3 separate regions of the Homo sapiens genome follow, and regions 2 and 3 are each linked to region 1. The links are chromatin loops, found by intact Hi-C in ENCODE. Cell type or tissue: GM12878. All regions are shown on one strand.

Region 1 (2,500 bases):
TTGCTGCAGAACTGGCTCTTCTTCCTTGGTGCTATTTCAGTCGCGTGTGCACTCTGCCATTGTTGCACTTTTCACACAGGGCTGGGTACATTTATGTCACTTTGCCCAATGGGACTGACAGATCCTTGAAGGTGGGGCTGATGATTTATGGTTTTAAATGCCCAGTACAGAGCACAGAGTAGATGCTCATTAAATGTTTGCTGAATTCAGTTTTTTAAAAATTGTGTAAAATATATATAGCAGAGTTGGGTGTGGTGGCTCACGCCTATAATCCTAGAACTTTGGGAGCCCGAGACCAGAGGATTACTTGAGGTCAGGAGTTCAAGACCAGCCTGGGCAACATGGTGAAACCCCGTCTCTACTAAAAATACAAAAACTAGCTGGGTGTGGTCATGCACACCTGTAATCCCAGCTACTTGGGAGGCTGAGGCAGGAGGATTGCTTGAGCCTGGGAAGCAGAGGTTGCAGTGAGCTGTGATTGCACCACTGTACTCTAGCCTGGGCAACAGAGTGAGACTGTCTCAGAAAAAAAAAAAAAGAAACATATATATATATATAGTAAAATTTACTATTTTAACCATTTCTAAGTGTACAGTTCAGTGTCATTAAATACACTCACGTTGTTTTGTAATCATCAGCACCATCCATCTCCAGAACTTTTCTCATCTTGCAAAACTGAAACTCTGTACCCATTAAACAATAACTTCTGCTTCTCCTCTTTTCTGCCCGCCCCCTAGCCCCTGGCAGCTACCATTCTACTTTCTGTCTCTATGAATTTCATGACTCTAGGTACATGATATGAGTGGAATCATACAGGATTTGTCCTTTTGTGACCAGCTAATTTCACTTAACATAATGTCTTCAATCACATGTGTCAGAATTTCCTTCCTTTTTAAATGACTTCAATTTAAAATATTCAAGATTATTATATAGTTGTGCAATGAGTAGGAAGGGCATTCCCCCCGCCACCCCAGCTCAGCCTGTATTTGAAGCAGAGAACAGAGGACAAAAGGGTGTTGATGATCCAGGAGGTGGCAGCAGAAAACAAAGGGCCACTGTGTTCTGCAGGGCTCCTCCTCTCTTCCTGCCCTGTTTGCTCTTGTTCCTGCTCAGCTGTTTAGTTTAGCCTCTTGAAAGGAGGAGGTTCCGATCTGGACAGCCTGCCCAGTAAGGAACAGGCCTGAGAGGTGTTCTGGCAGGAGGGCAGCAGAGCACAAGTGGTGACAGTGGAAATGGACTCAAAGTCCCAGTGGTGGCTCCACCAACACTCACTGGCTGACCAACCACTTAACCTCTCTAAGCCTGGTCTATAAGATTGGGATGACAATATCGTGTACCTTACAGGGCTGTTGAGGGGATCCGATGAGGTAATGCATATAAACCACTTGGTCGGCTTGGAAGCACTGCATATGCCAGTTATTGTGTTTTTATTACTACTGTGAATGAAGAAGAAAGTACAGCTCATTATTTACACTTCCTGAGAAGAAAGTGAAACAGCTCCAGCATCATTCAGCCTTCATCTTTGGGGCATTTCTGGTTCCTTTCTCTTTTTCTTCTTCCACCCTCCAAACTTTCACCTTAGGAAGTGTTTCTAGACCAAGTGCAGTGGCGCACACTTGTAATCCCAGCACTTTGGGAGGCTGAGGCAAGCAGATCTCTTGAGCCCAGGAGTTTGAGACCAGACCGAGCAACATGGCGAAACCCTGTCTCTACTAAAAAAATCCAAAGCGAAACCCTGTCTCTACTAAAAAAATCCAAAAAAAATTAGCCGGGTATGGTAGTGTGCATCCCAGCTACTCGAGAGTCTGAGGTTAGAGGATCACTTGAGCCCAGGAGGTGGAGGTTGTAGTGAGCTGAGATTCGTGCCACTGCACTCCAGCCTGGGCGATACAGCCAGACCCTGTCTCAGAAAAAAAAGAAAAAAGGAAGTGTTTCGGTTCCATTCTGTCGAAATGTCATTAACTGCCACTACACTGCCAATGAGAGAAACAAAGAGGCACGACGGAATTCATTCAGGGTGTCAGCAAACACGATTGGAAGCATGAGCCGTACGCTAGGTTGTGTACTGGGAACAAAAAGAACAAGGAGCCAAATAGCTTGACCTAGAGGAGTCCACACCGTAGAGTGCGACCCAATATGGAAGTAGATGTTCACGACATCTTCCATCTTCCCCTCCAGGCCCACCCTCCACCCCCTCCTCCCTGCCCTGTGCCCCAGGAAGCTGACCCTTATGCATTCATTGCACTCATCTCAAAGGGCCCCCCACCCTTTGGCTCCCGTTGGCCAGTTCCAGCCAATAGGGAAGCCCCACCAAGAGATCAGAGGGCAGAGGAGAATGAGGGGACGCATTTAGTCTATCTTCCTCCCTGTGAAGTCTACTTGGGCTGACTGATCCTTCCACTGAAGGCCCCCATTTCTTTTAAGGTGGCCTCCTGTACTCAACTCTGTCCCCTTCTAAGTTTGGGGTAGCCACGACCTCCCCTATTCCCTTTGGCTCTAG
Region 2 (2,500 bases), 170 kb after region 1:
TCATTTACAAGCATATCAAGATTTCAGGTTTTGCAACTGAGGCTCAAAATGAAACCATTTGGGTTTCGCAGACCTGCTGCAGCGTGCTGGCTTCGGCTTCGAACTGGTGATTTAGTAAACAACCTGGAGGGGGGAAACCCAGCTACCCTTCACCAGGCAAGGCTTGCCTGGCCCAGCTTGGGGAGCAGAGGCGGCAGCTGGAGAGCAGGGAAGGGTTTCTGAGCAGAGAGGACACAGGGGTGGTGGGGGTGATGTGGGTGGCAGTGAAGGGATGGCTGGCCGATCAAAGGGCCCCCTCAGGCCAAACCCATGGAAAAGGCTTTGATCTCCTAATCACATCTATTTATCTTGGGTCCAGCCTGAGACAAAAGAACCGCCCTGAAGGGCCGGCCTTTGAGGGCAAGCCTCGCTCCTGAGCTTCTCTGTGGGTTACTGAGACCTTGGGCAACCAAGAAGGCAAATCTGGGACCCCTGAGGCCCAGGCGGACCCTGGCCGGCTGGCAACGGGGAGAGGGGGATCGAATGCACTGGAACCAGGCCTGGAAAACCAAACATGATGGCCAGATCTGAAGTGACAGCCAGATGCAGAGAAGACAGCAGCACCATCAACGGGGTTTACTTGTCATCCAAGTTCTCTGACTGGGGTATTGGAGACTGGGGACTGAGAGGAAAAGAGAAGCAGAGTTCCGTGATCTTTCATTCACATCTCATAATATCAGCAGCAAGAACAGTAATAGCATTTACTTCATGCCTGGCACTGTTCTTAATACTTCCCCTTTATTAACCCAGAGCTATGCTATCATCGTGCCCATTTTACAGATGAAGAGACCGAGGCACGGAGCGGTTACGTGACTCATGCGCGGTTACACAGCTGACATATGCTGGAGCAGGAGACTTCACCTTCCGTTTCCTCCTTTCCTGCCTCCTGACCTCTGAAATGGAGGGGCAGAAACAGGACCTAATGGACCCAGGCTCTTCCTCTAATGCTCTCTGGGTCTCTGCTTGCTCATTTCTTTTGTCAAATGTGATAACAAACCTCCTCCCCAAAGCCCCCGACAGGGGTGTTTTGAAGCTTGAAAGGTACAGTAAATGTGAAAGTGTTAATATCAACCAAACCAAAGTGCTAGGCAAAGTGAGAGTCTCCTGTTTTTTCTTTCCTCTTCGGACTCCTCTTGGCTTCCTGCAAATCAAAGTTATGAGAGGGGTGCGGTGGGAGTAGCTTAAGGAGCAGAGCTGGCTGGCAAGAGGGGGTTGAGGTGTGGGAAAAAGCCGCTGGGGTCTTTTCCTGGCTGGAAAGGGGCTGGGAAGCGACTCTCCTTTTAGGACCTAGCAGGGGAACCATTCGTCTTATAACTCCAGGAGGCGCCATTCACATAGGATACAATGCTAATGGTGACCCCTGGAGTCATTCCACATGCCCATCGGGCTGGGTGCTAGAAAATTCTAGAAAGGACACTTCTGCCTAGGGAACAGCCCCAGCCCTGACCGCGGTCCCTGGCCGTGGAGAGCAGGAGCTGAAAGGCCTGAGGTGTTGGAGCTGGGGGCCGTGGTAGGGAAAGGGCAGAGGCTAAGGGAGGGATCGGGGAGGCCAGGGCTGGCAAAGTGGGGTGGGGGCAGGCGTTAGAGAAAAGCTCAGGGAAGCTCCCTCCCCCACCCGCGCCCCGCCCCCGCCCGGGCTGTGGGAGGGAGACCCTGACCACATCAGGGGTGTGTGGCGAGGAAATGAGGCCTCCTCAGGAACGAGCTGCAAATGAGAACCGTATGGAGTTTCGGGATCCCCGAAGGAACACAGGGAAAGGATACAGTTGCGTCCATGGGAAAGTTATTATCATCTCCGCTGAAGTTAAACATTCGGGAGGGTCTGCTTTCCATCTCCTCCGCCTGAGAGCCTGTGAAGGGGGAGGCGCGTCGGGGGCTTGTCCGGAGGGCCTGGCCGGTCACATTTTCCGAGGGGAGTCAGGGACAGGGAGAGGCTGTTAGAGGCAGCCAGGGCCCTGAGGAGGTCCTCTGAGCCTCCAGCCTGTGCTCCTGCCCTGCGTCTGCCTCGCTCTTTCTCCAGTGCTGAGAAATCCATTGCTCCTCTCTCCTGCTCGGGGCTGCGCTCTGCAGGGGTGTCAGGGCTGCGCTCTGCAGGGGTGTCGGGGCTGGGCTTCACCTCTGCAAGTTCCTGGGCAGATGGAGAGGGGGAGGAAAGAGAGGCCCTGGCCCCTGAACAGGAAAGCTGGAAATGTGGAACTCAGGGAGATCTAAAGGAAGAATTCGGGCTTCTGGAAAATTCTCCCTCTCCTCAAAATGTACTAGAAATGGAAGTGAGTCAGGCAGAGCGGCGGGAGGACCTGTCTTCCAGGAGCTGGGCTCACCGGTGCTTACTAGTGACCTTTGAGATAATAAATCTGCCCCAGAAAATTATCTTCCTGCTGCAGCTGCCCTTAGAGGTCAGGGAGAAGGTGGACTTTCAGGTTTCACGGGGAACAAGTGTTCCAGGCCGAGGACACCGCAG
Region 3 (2,500 bases), 150 kb after region 1:
GCTGTGGTGAGCCGCAATTATGCCACTACACTCCAGCTCGAGTGATAGAGTGAGACCCCATCTCAAACAAGAACAAAACAATGTCATTTGATTATTTAATATTGCATGGGACACATACTAAAAAAATTATTTGTTATTTATCTGAAATTCACATTCAACTGGCTGTCCTGTATTTTATCTGGCAACCCAAGGCAGAGATCATGTGTTGAAGATGGTAGAGGAACAAGAAAGAAGAACTTGGGTGGCAGATGGTTATGGAGCTGCTGTAATGGAATTAGACTGTATACCTCAAAACATCGTAGGTTTGGGGGCTTTTTTAGAGACAGAGTCTCACTCTGTTAACCAGGCTGGAGTGCAGTGGCACAATCATAGCTCACTGAAGCCTCCAACTCCTGGTCTAAAGTGATCCTCCCTCCTCAGCCTGCCAAGTAGCTGGGACTACAGGCACACACCACAACTGGCTACTTTTTAAATTTTGTAGAGACAGGGTCTCATTATGTTGAGATCACTGGCCTCAAGTGATCCTCCCACCTTGGCCTCCCAAAGTGCTGGGATAATAGGCATGAGCCACCGCACCTGGCCCTGAATCTTTGTTTTTGTAAGAAAGGATGTCTATCTTGTTTATGCCTTACTCAGATTTTTTCTCCTGTCTCTGATAGCTGAACCCAATCTAATAAACACTAGCTCTGCCATGAACTTGTTGGGTGACCCTGGTGATGTGGTTTAGATGGTTTTTGTCCCCTCCAAATCTTATGTTGCAATGTGACCTCTGATGTTGGAGGCGGGCCTGGTGGGAGGTGTTTGGGTCATGGGGAAGGATCCCTCGTGAATGGCTTGGTGCTGTCCTTGCCGTGATGAGTGAGTTCTCACTCTATGAGTTCACACAAGATCTGGTTGTTTAAGAGAGCCTGGCACCTTCCCCCATCTCTCTCTTGCTCCCTCTCTTGCCATGTGATACACCAGCTCCCCCTTTGCTCTCCGCCATGATTGGAAGCTTCCCGAGTCCTCAACAGGAGCAGACACCAGTGCCATGCTTTTCATACAGCCTGCAGAAACGTACTTTTTTTGATAAATTAGCCAGCCTCAGGTATTCCTTTATAGCAATGCAAAACTGACTAACACACTCCAGGAAGTTACCTAACCTCCAAGTTAACATCCATTAAATGGGGGTGATCATAATCCACACCTCAGACGGCTGCTGTGAAAATTAAATGCTGCAAGCACTTCAAGTGGTCAGACATGGCTGGCAGGCCTTGGTAAGTGTTTCCTGTGATTGATTCAGTAGGAGTCCTCCCTCACTTGCAGATATGATCCCCAGCTCACCTCCACTCCTAGCAGCATTACTGGACAGCATCCTGGCTTGCATCTTTGCCCTTGAAAACCACACTCTATCTTCTCCAATGGTCAAACACTTCCTGATTTACTGAACTACCTCTTGGCATCAAGCACTGCCTCCTTAGGAAGTGGCTCCTGAATCTATTTCTTCTCAGTTAGTCTCGTGGGGGTTAAAGAAACACACACACACACACACAAAGAAACTGTGACTGAATGTGCTACATGAAGTCTTTGACGGTCTTTCTGTCTTTGCTTAGAATTAGACATGAGAAAAACCACTAGTGCATTCTCGCCTTCCCTCTAAATTTAGAAATCCGAAAACACTGTTCATTATGTCAGATATTTGGTGCCTTCCTTGTGGGCCTGGAGGTTGAGAATTAAATCTCGACACTTCCTTGCATGAGAAGAGTGTATGGAACATTAGACAGCAATCCCCAGGGACATGAGTACTTATAGGACAAGATTTTTCCTGCAAAGGGGAACCAACCAAACCAGTGTACCATCGCAGGCTTTGCAGCCACTTGCTCTGTCCCCCTCGCTGCCTGCAGGCGTCTGTTTCCAATATTTGTACCAGTTCTATGCATAAGCCCATTCAAAGTCACACAAATTCTGTCCAAAAAGCAAGGAGAGAACCCACCCAGGTCTGACAACTTGTAGCTTTCCTCCTGTCCATGTATTCTAATGGCCTGATTAGCAATTCTATTGTATTTAATTTGCACCCCGGGTAATTCACTGTCAGCCAGAAGAGCCATCATCTTGAAAAATGGCACCAAAATTAAAAACCAATAGTCAAATTTCAGTTGGAATGAGCTCTCCTGGCATAATGATGAAGCTGGATTAACTAGAGTCCAGCCCGCTAAGTGCAAACATTTTAGTTACTAATATGCTGCTGGGGAGTTTGAGCCCTGGCCTTTCTGCAGTGTGGGAAACAAGCAGCCAAGTTAGAAAATTGAGAATGAAAATTGTGTTGGTCCAGTCAAACCGTCAAGTGAAGTGGCTGTTCACCATCTCCTAGCCACTGTAGTGGTTTACTTTATTTTTTTTCTCTCTCTCTCTCTGTTTTGTTTTTGTTTTTGTTTTTTTGAGAGATGGAGGTCCCTCTATGTTGCCCAGGCTGGTCTCGAACTGCCTGGGCTCAAGCAATCCTCTTGCCTCAGCCTCCCAA

The links. Hi-C counts contacts between places; a loop is a spot of excess contacts. Peaks named below come from ENCODE experiments on the same cell type or tissue, not always from the same donor. Only the 100,000 strongest peaks of a DNase experiment are listed, where the experiment ranks them.
Region 2: a loop joins it to region 1, with 6 times the contacts of the local background. A loop is called at or near these places in 8 of 110 quality-filtered maps.
Region 3: a loop joins it to region 1, with 4 times the contacts of the local background. A loop is called at or near these places in 6 of 110 quality-filtered maps.

What each region holds. Positions count from the first base shown.
Region 1 is chrX:40,467,078-40,469,577 of GRCh38, reverse strand. No RefSeq gene overlaps it. Among named protein-coding and RNA genes, the nearest start is that of ATP6AP2, 110 kb to the left of the region's middle. RefSeq lists an enhancer at 907-1,201. In GM12878, a CTCF peak has its summit at 1,047 (motif pointing right); a DNase peak (open chromatin) is centred at 1,047.
Region 2 is chrX:40,298,271-40,300,770 of GRCh38, reverse strand. No RefSeq gene overlaps it. Among named protein-coding and RNA genes, the nearest start is that of LINC03099, 37 kb to the right of the region's middle. In GM12878, a CTCF peak has its summit at 1,349; DNase peaks (open chromatin) are centred at 68 and 807; H3K27ac peaks cover 955 bases.
Region 3 is chrX:40,315,041-40,317,540 of GRCh38, reverse strand. No RefSeq gene overlaps it. Among named protein-coding and RNA genes, the nearest start is that of LINC03099, 53 kb to the right of the region's middle. In GM12878, no CTCF peak of the experiment used is centred here; a DNase peak (open chromatin) is centred at 1,522.